2 separate regions of the Homo sapiens genome follow, and region 2 is linked to region 1. A link is an interaction called in ENCODE POLR2A ChIA-PET data of the cell type or tissue named here. Cell type or tissue: PC-9. All regions are shown on one strand. Links, peaks and the distances in the headings refer to the core of each region. The heading gives the core; the rest is flanking DNA.

Region 1 (4,382 bases), core at 253-4,252:
CTCTTGGGTTCAAGCAATTCTCCTGCCTCAGCCTCCCGCAGATACAGTTCCTTTATTAAAAATTTTTATTGCCGGGCACGGTGGCTCCAGCCTGTAATCGCAGCACTTTGGGAGGCCGAGGCGGGCGGATCACGAGGTCAGAAGATCGAGACCATCCTGGCTAACAGTGAGACCCCATCTCTACTAAAAATACAAAAAATTAGCCAGGTGTGCTGGCGGGCGCCTGTAGTCCCAGCTACTTGGGAGGCTGAGGCAGGGGAATGGCATGAACCTGGGAGGGGGAGCTTGCAGTGAGCCGAGATCGTGCCACTGCACTCCAGCCTGGGGAACAGGGAGAGACTCTGTCTCAAAAAAAAAATTTTTTTTTTATTGCCGGGTGCGGTGGCTTAAGCCTGTAATCCCAGCACTTTGGGAGGTCGAGGCGGGCGGATCACGAGGTCAGGAGATCGAGACCATCCTGGCTAACACGGTGGAACCCCATCTCTACTAAAAAAAAATACAAAAAAATTAGCCGGGCGTGGTGGCGGGCACCTGTAGTCCCAGCTACTCAGGAGGCTGAGGCAGAATGGCGTGAACCCGGGAGGCGGAGCTTGCAGTGAGCTGAGATAGTGCCACTGCACTCCAGCCTGGGCGACAGAGCAAGACTCCGTCTCAAAAAAAAAAAAAATTATTGTGGCAAAATGTACATACAATTTCCCAATTTTACCCATTTTTCTTTATTTCAAATTTTTAAGTTCAAAGGGCACCTCTGCATGATTGTTACATGGGTAAATTGCTCAACATTGGAGTTCGGTGCGCAGATTATTTTGTCACTGAGGTAATGAGCCTAGTACCTGAGAGCTGATTTTTCGATCCTCACCCTCCTTGTTTCAGCCTTGAGTAGGCACTGGTATCTATGGTTCCCTTCTTTGGATCCATGTGTACTCAATGTTTAGCTCCCACTTATAAGTGAGAATATAATTTCTTTTTTTTTTTTTTGAGACGGAGTTGCGCCTTGTCGCCCAGGCGAGTGCAGTGGCGCGAAATCGGCTCACTGCAAGCTCCACCTCCCGGGTTCATGCCATTCTCCTGTCTCAGCCTCCTGAATAGCTGGGACTACAAGCGCCCGCCACCACGCCTGGCTAATTTTTTGTATTTTTAGTAGAGATGGGGTTTCACTGTGTTAGCCAGAATGGTCTCGATCTCCTGAACTCGTGATCTGCCCGCCTTGGCCTCCCAAAGTGTTGGCATTACAGGCGTGAGCCACCGCGCCCGGCCAGTGAGAATATAATTTTAACCATCTTATTTTGAGTCTCACTCTATCGCCCAGGCTGGAGTGCAGTGGCGCGATCTTGGCTCACTGCAAGCTCCGCCTCCCGGGTTCACGCCATTCTCCTGCCTCAGCCTCCCGAGTAGCTGGGACTTACAGGCGCCCGCCACCATGCCCGGCTAATTTTTTTGTATTTTTAGTAGAGACGGGGTTTCACCGTGTTAGCCAGGATGGTCTCGATCTCCTGACCTCGTGATCTGCCCGCCTCGGCCTCCGAAAGTGGTGGGATTACAGGCGTGAGCCACTGCGCCCGGCCAGAAAATTGAATAATATTTCATTGCATGTATACACGTTTTGTTTATCCATTCATCCATCAATCGATATTTGGATTTTTCTACCTTTTGGCTATTGTTAATAATGCTGCATTGAACATTGGTGTACAAATAACCGAGTCCCTGCTTTCAATTTTTTTTTTTTTTTTAGACTGAGTTTTGCTCTGTCGCCCAGGCTAGAGTGCACTGGCGCACTGCAACCTCTGCCCCCCAGGTTCAAGCGATTCTCCTGTCGCAGCCTCCCGAGTAGCTGGGACTACAGGTGCTTGCCACCATGCCCGACTAATTTTTTTTTTTTTTTTTTGAGACGGAGTCCCCCTCTGTAGCCCAGGCTGGAGTGCAGTGGCGCAATCTCGGCTCACTGCAAGCTCCACCTCCCGGGTTTACGCCATTCTCCTGCCTCAGCCTCCCGAGTAGCTGGGACTGCAGGCGCCCGCCACAACGCCTGGCTAATTTTTTTTGTATTTTTAGTAGAGATGGGGTTTCACTGTGTTAGCCAGGATGGTCTCAATCTCCTGACTTCGTGATCCTCCCGCCTCAGCCTCCCAAAGTGCTGGGATTACAGGCGTGAGCCACCATGCCCGGCCAAGCCCGGCTAATTTTTGTATTTTTAGTAGAGAGGTTTCACCATGTTGGCCAGGCTGCTCTCGAACTCCTGAACTCAGGTGATCCGCCTGACCCAGCCTCCCAAAGTGCCAGGATTAGAGGTGTGAGCCACCACACCTGGCCTCAATAAAATATTTAATAACATCTTTCAAGATGAGTATTTTTTTAATTGCTAAAATGTGAAATTTTAAAAATTAAAAAAAATTTTTTTTTGAGACAGAGTTTCGCTCTCCCAGACTGGAGTGCAGTGGCTTGATCTCGGCTCACTGCAACTTCCGCCTCTCGAGTTCAAGCAATTCTCCTGCCTCAGCCTCCCGAGTAGTTGGGACTACAGGCTCCCACCACCGTGCCCAGCTAATTTTGTATTTTAGTAGAGACGGAGTTTCACCATGTCGACCAGGCTGGTCTTGAACTCCTGAGCTCAGGCAATCCGCCCGCCTTGGCCTCCAAAAGTCCTAGAATACAGGTGTGAGCCACTGTGCCCGGCCATTTTTTTTTTGTTTAAGTTCCCGGATACATGTACACAACTGTGCAGAATGTGCAGGTTTGTTACATAGGTAAATGTTTGCCATGGCTGTACCTATTAACCCATCACTGAAGTATTAAGCTCTGCATGCATTAGCTGTTTATCCTGATGCTCTCCCTCCCCCTGCCCCTCCAAGATGAATATTTTAATAAAAATGTTTGTTCTAACCTTGTAGGCTTCCCACTTTCGTTTCCTAGGAAAATGTAGTATTTAGTGGCAATCATTCAGAACCAATGGGGTTTAAAAACTGGTGGAAATCTAGATCAATATTACATAGTGACAGATACTTTTTTTTTAGAGACAGGGTCTTGCCCTTGTCACTCAAGTGTAGTGGTATGATAATGGCTTGTTGCAGCTTTGGGCCTTGGACTCCTGGGCTCAAGTGATCCTCCCACCTCAACCTCCTAAGTAGCTGGGGCTACATGCATGCACCATCACACCTAATATAATTTTTTTGTAGAGATGGGGATCTAGCTATGTTGCCCAGGTTGGTCTTGAACTTCTGGCCTCCAGTGATCCTCCCACCTCAGCCTCCAAAAGTGCTAGGATTACATGCATGAGCCACCACATCTGACCAGTCACACAAATTTTTATGTCCAGAGTAATTCTTACCAGTATAATTCTAGATCTTATGACCCTAATTTAAATACCCTAAATGATATTTCAATTAGGGTATTTAAATTAGGGTCATAAGATGTAGAATTATTTTTCAAGAGCTCACTGAAATATGGAGAAGGAGAGGTGTTACCATTTGGTCATCTACTTCAGTGGCAGCTGTTGAGCACAGTGTCACATGAAAGACAAGGATGTCATGGAATTTAGCTAGAGTGGTTGGTGTTTCAGATGTGTAAGGGCTGCTAGCCATAGGTGTCATGGGGGCTCAAGACTGGGCCAGGGCTGCTTCCAGATGCAGCCTCAGACAGCCCAGATCTCTGCTTTACATATGCTGGATACTTACGACTTTTGTGGATGAAGTACTTCTTAGTGGAGTCTGTGAGCAGGGTGACTGTTCTAACAATACATGTATATGCTGCAAATTATAGCTTATTTTGAAATATTTGATATAAAATATTTCAACTGGATTAGAAATCCATTCCCATTATAAGAAATTTCATGTTTGTTGGTCAGCCATGGTGGCTCACTGTACATATTTTTCTTATCATAGTTAAAGGATGTATAATAATTTTTTTTCTACAAGTCATATGTACTTACCACTCAGCCCCCTCAAATTTGTTCCATTGTGCCATACAAAGTATCTTTTTGTGCCTGCCAGAACGTGAGAAATGTTAAAGGTACTCCTCATAGACAGTCTCAGATTTTAAAGATGGTTCCTAACAGGGAGAGAGAGATGGCTACACTTACGATTCATTATATGGTTGACAAAGGTCAAATATTCATAATTTTGCAACTTGATCCTATTTCCCCACAAAATTCATCCTTCATAAAATGTGCATGGCTACAGTTTACAGTCTTGAGTGTTATGGGGACTTTCTGGAGACCTTTCAGTCAGTTTTGTGCCAACCTTTTAATAGGCTGGATCAAATCCACCAGATTCTTCCTCTATAAGACTGATAAAATCATTTCAAGTTTGCTATCATGATTTTGTGACAGCAGCTAATGAATACTTTGTAAATTATTTTGTAAAACCAGATGGTCTCACGTTTATACT
Region 2 (4,382 bases), core at 78-4,077, 320 kb before region 1:
CGCCATGTCGAAGGGGTTATGTTGTGTAGGTGGGTGGGCTAGGAGGGCCCCTAAGAAAGAAAGGTCACATGGAGCTATGTCATCCAGAGAAGGGGCATGAGTGCCTGCCCACCACAGCCAGGGTCCCCACTGTGCTGAGGACACCAGACTGAGAACAAGAAATCGACCTGCTGGATCTAGAGCTCTGTGACCCTGGGCAAGTCACTTCGCCTCTTTGATCCCTAGTCTTTTCTCTGGTGGGGATCCTATCCCAGGCAGTAGGCCTCCCTCAGGAGGTTGTGGAAAGAGTTAGATGCAGCCATGCCCCAAAATCCCACAGACAGGCCCCTGCCCTGTGCTGGCGGCAGCCCATTCCTGTGCCTGCTGTGTGGAATTGCTCTCCTGCCTGCTGGATGTCACCTGGCACTCGGGGCCCCCTCCACTCTCTGCCTCCTCTTCACAGGTCATCGGGACCCTGGAGGAGGTCCACATGCCACAGAATGGGATCAACCACCCTGGCATCACTGCCCTGGCCCAGGCTTTCGCTGTCAACCCCCTGCTGCGGGTCATCAACCTGAATGACAACACCTTCACTGAGAAGGGCGCCGTGGCCATGGCCGAGGTGAGGCGAGTGTGGCAGAGCCAGTTGGGCCCCGCCAGATAGAGGCTGGCTGCTGTCTTTCCAGGGAAGCTGGGGCTCCGTTTAGCAGGGACTCCTCTACCCCCTGCCTGCCCCCTGGGTGTGTGCCCCATGGCTCCAGCTCTTTGAACATGTCCTGAACAGGGTTGCAGGTCCCAAGGTAACCCACGCCCTCCTCGGGCAGCTCTGATTCTTCATGCCACCTTCTCCTGAGCCGCCTCTGCAGCCCCCAGCGGCTGCCGCTGGTTTGTTCTCAGGCTGCACAGGAGCAGACTGCTCCCCACATCTGTTTTCCTGGTTGATTTGTTCAGCAGCTGTTGTTTGTTTTGTTATTTATTATCACTTTTTGAGACGGAATCTTACTGTTGCCCAAGCTGGTCTTGAACTTCTGGGATCAAGTGATCCTCCCACCTCAGCCTTCTGAGTAGCTGGGATTACAGGTGCAGGCCACTGTGCCTGGCCCAGCAGCTGTTTTTTGAGTCCCCATTTAGTGCTTGGCTTTGTACCAAGTGCAGGCCACATGGGGTTGAGCCAAAGACCCCGCCTTCAGGGAGACCCTAGCTCAAGGAGGGAAGGAAGCTGCCAGTGGTAACAGTGCTGGGCTCTGAACGCAGTGGCTTCTTGGCTGCCAGGGTCCCGTGGCCCCACAGAAGGCTAGTCCGGCTGCCTGTGTGTTAGCAGAGATGTGTGCAGGTGTTGGGGAACACGCCAGAAGGAAGTTCAAATCAGACTTAGGGCAGGCTTCCTGGAAGAGATCACATTTTGGCTAAGTTGTATAGGGCAAGTGGTCTTTCTCTGGACAGAGGGTGGGGGATGGGTGTTTCAGGCAGAGGGATCAGCTTACGTGTGGAAGACCCGGATGCTCAGCAGGAACCTTGCTTGGTTGGTCTCAGGAAGAGTTCTGGCCGTAACATGGGGAGGGGTGGAGGAGGTTTGGCCAGGGGCCCAGAGGCCAACAAGTAGAAGACGGCAAAGCTGGTGACTTGCAGAGGAGGACAGTGTGTGGTGGCTGGCTTGGGATGTGACCGTGTGGGGCCCCCGGGGCTTGCTGAGGGCTGGGGTGTGGTCTGCACCCTCACTCTGGACCCTTGCTTCCCCCTCACAGACCTTGAAGACCTTGCGGCAGGTGGAGGTGATTAATTTTGGGGACTGCCTGGTGCGCTCCAAGGGTGCAGTTGCCATTGCAGATGCCATCCGCGGCGGCCTGCCCAAGCTAAAGGTGCCAGCCTGGACGCCTGACGTCCTCCCTCTGGGGTCTGTGGGTGGTGGGGCGGCTGGGGGCACAGGGGTCTGGTCTGAAGGCAGGTGGGCCTGTGTCCATATCCCAGCTCCTCCACTTCGGGCCCTGTGATGCTGTGTGAGCCTCCACACCCCTCTGAGCCATGGTTTCTTCATTTCTAAAGCGGGAGGCAGGGAGTGGTGTACATCACTGTCTTGTGATTTAAGTAAACACAGTACGTGACTCATCGTTGGCTGCAGGGCATTATTTTTGTTGTTGGTGTTATTCTTCCTGCCCACTTTGCCCCACCTGGAGGACAGAGCCTGCCATATCCTCACTTGGGGAAACTGAGGCTTAGAGTAGAACCTGGTGTCCTGGCCCGGGTTTCTGCCTGCCTCCAACCCTTCCTCTTATTTTCAGGAGCTGAACTTGTCATTCTGTGAAATCAAGAGGGATGCTGCCCTGGCTGTTGCTGAGGCCATGGCAGACAAAGCTGAGCTGGAGAAGCTGGACCTGAATGGTAGTCGGATGGGGGAGGCCTCTGCACAGGTCTGCTAGGCTGGCCCTGGCACCCCGGCTGACTGCTCTTCCCTCCCCTTGAGCAGGCAACACCCTGGGAGAAGAAGGCTGTGAACAGCTTCAGGAGGTGCTGGAGGGCTTCAACATGGCCAAGGTGCTGGCGTCCCTCAGGTAGGGAACTCGGGGTGGCCCCAGAGGTCGGGGTCAGGCCATTCCTTTCTTTCTTTCTTTTGTTCTTGAGATGGAGTCTTGCTCTGTTCCCCAGGCTAAAGTACAGTGGCGTGATCTCGGCTCACTGCAGCTTCCACCTCCTGGGTTCAAGTGATTCCCCTGCCTCAGCCTCCCAAGTAGCTGGGATTACAGGCACCCACCACCACACCTGGCCCCTTTATTTGTTTCTACTTGTATTTATTCAGAAACGTTGGGTGCACTCCTGTTACGTACTAGGTCATACACTAGGCATCAGGGCTATAAGGATGGGACAGTCAGGGCTTCTGTCTCGTGGGGTGGAGACAGAATGAGTTGTCCGTTCAACAGAGGAGCTCGTACGGGCTGAGCGGGGCCACCCTGTAGAGTGGTGGAGTTGGGGAGGCCTCTGAAGGGGTGAGGCCAGATCTCATCCTGATGTGGTGGGGCCTGGGGAGTGATGGGGGTGGGAGGTGGGGGCAGCCAGAAGGGGCTGCACTCGGGATTGTTCTTAAGACGCTGACTCTAGAAAGGAAGAGACCATGGGGCCTGGGGAGTCTACCTGGAGGTGAAGGTGGGTGGCCGGGGAGTGGCCATCTCCTGGATCCAAGTCCGGTTGGGCCATCAGCATCGGGCTCCCTGTGCCCCTCGCATCTCCAAGTCGGCCTCATTCGTGTGTCAGATACTCAGTCGTGTCTCCTCGGTGCTAGGCCCTGAGCTGAGGCTAGGAACTGGGGACTCCGAGGTGGGCTGAACCTCACAGGTCCCACTGTCCCTGGGAAATGGTCCAGCCTTCCTATGGGGCAAGGACACCCCTACTCTTCTTCCTCCCCCACACCTGTAGCTTCCTGAGGTCATGTGGATGTGGGCGCCCCTGCCCTGGCATCTCAACCTGGGCAGTGTTCCTGCCAAGCCCTGGGCTCTAGGTGTGACAAAGCTGTCTTCGTTTTCTGTCTCTCCATGAAACCTGGGGCTCCTTGAGGACAGGGACAAGATCTGATTTTTTTTTGTTTTTTTTTTTTGTTTTTTTGTGGGGGATGGAGTCTCGCTCTGTTGCCCAGGCTAGAGTGCAGTGGCACAATTTCGGCTCACTGCCAGCTCCGCCTCCAGGGTTCACGCCATTCTCCTGCCTCAGCCTCCTGAGTAGCTGGGACCACAGGCGCCCGCCACCACACCCGGCTAATTTTTTGTATTTTTAGTAGAGACGGGGTTTCACCACGTTAGCCAGGATGGTCTCGATCTCCTGACCTCATGATCCACCCACCTCGGCCTCCCAAAGTGCTGGGATTACAGGCATGAGCCACCGCGCCGGGCCGATCTTATTTTTTTGTGTCCACAGCATGGATTTCCCTGGTGATCCACCTGCCCCTGCCCTGGGAGCAGGTGCTCCCACCCCACCAGGCTCTCTCCCTCCTGGCTGAGGTGAGGTCTCTGGGCTCATGGAGCCAGGCCTTAGAGCCAACCTGGGCTGCTGGGTAGAGAGGATCTGCTTCAGCCAGCTCTTTCTGCAGTGATGACGAGGACGAGGAGGAGGAGGAGGAAGGAGAAGAGGAAGAAGAGGAAGCAGAAGAAGAGGAGGAGGAAGATGAGGAAGAGGAGGAAGAAGAGGAGGAGGAGGAGGAAGAAGAGCCTCAGCAGCGAGGGCAGGGAGAGAAGTCAGCCACGCCCTCACGGAAGATTCTGGACCCTAACACTGGGGTGAGTTTCTATCATCTGCCACAATCAGAGCCCTGGTCCTGAGAACGTGAAATCCCGAGGCACTTTCACAATGGGGTAGGGGGTGTCTCCTTAAGCACAGTAGCCACAAACATTTTTTTTTGATTGCATGATATTGAGTAA

What was found. Peaks named below come from ENCODE experiments on the same cell type or tissue, not always from the same donor. Only the 100,000 strongest peaks of a DNase experiment are listed, where the experiment ranks them.
Region 2: POLR2A ChIA-PET joins it to region 1 with 6 read pairs; 2 of 35 experiments call an interaction of 5 or more read pairs at or near these places.

Annotation. Positions count from the first base shown.
Region 1 is chr22:40,932,880-40,937,261 of GRCh38, reverse strand. No RefSeq gene overlaps it. Among named protein-coding and RNA genes, the nearest start is that of RBX1, 16 kb to the left of the region's middle. In PC-9, for the core only: no CTCF peak of the experiment used is centred there; no DNase peak of the experiment used is centred there.
Region 2 is chr22:41,254,167-41,258,548 of GRCh38, reverse strand. It overlaps RANGAP1 (Ran GTPase activating protein 1), which reads left to right. Exons shown (of 16, transcript NM_002883.4): 7 at 443-601; 8 at 1,725-1,838; 9 at 2,259-2,358; 10 at 2,444-2,528; 11 at 4,055-4,241. Among named protein-coding and RNA genes, the nearest start is that of MIR6889, 3.3 kb to the right of the region's middle. RefSeq lists enhancers at 1-540, 1,085-1,628, 1,629-2,172. In PC-9, for the core only: a CTCF peak has its summit at 2,171 (motif pointing left); a DNase peak (open chromatin) is centred at 2,058; H3K27ac peaks cover 1,435 bases.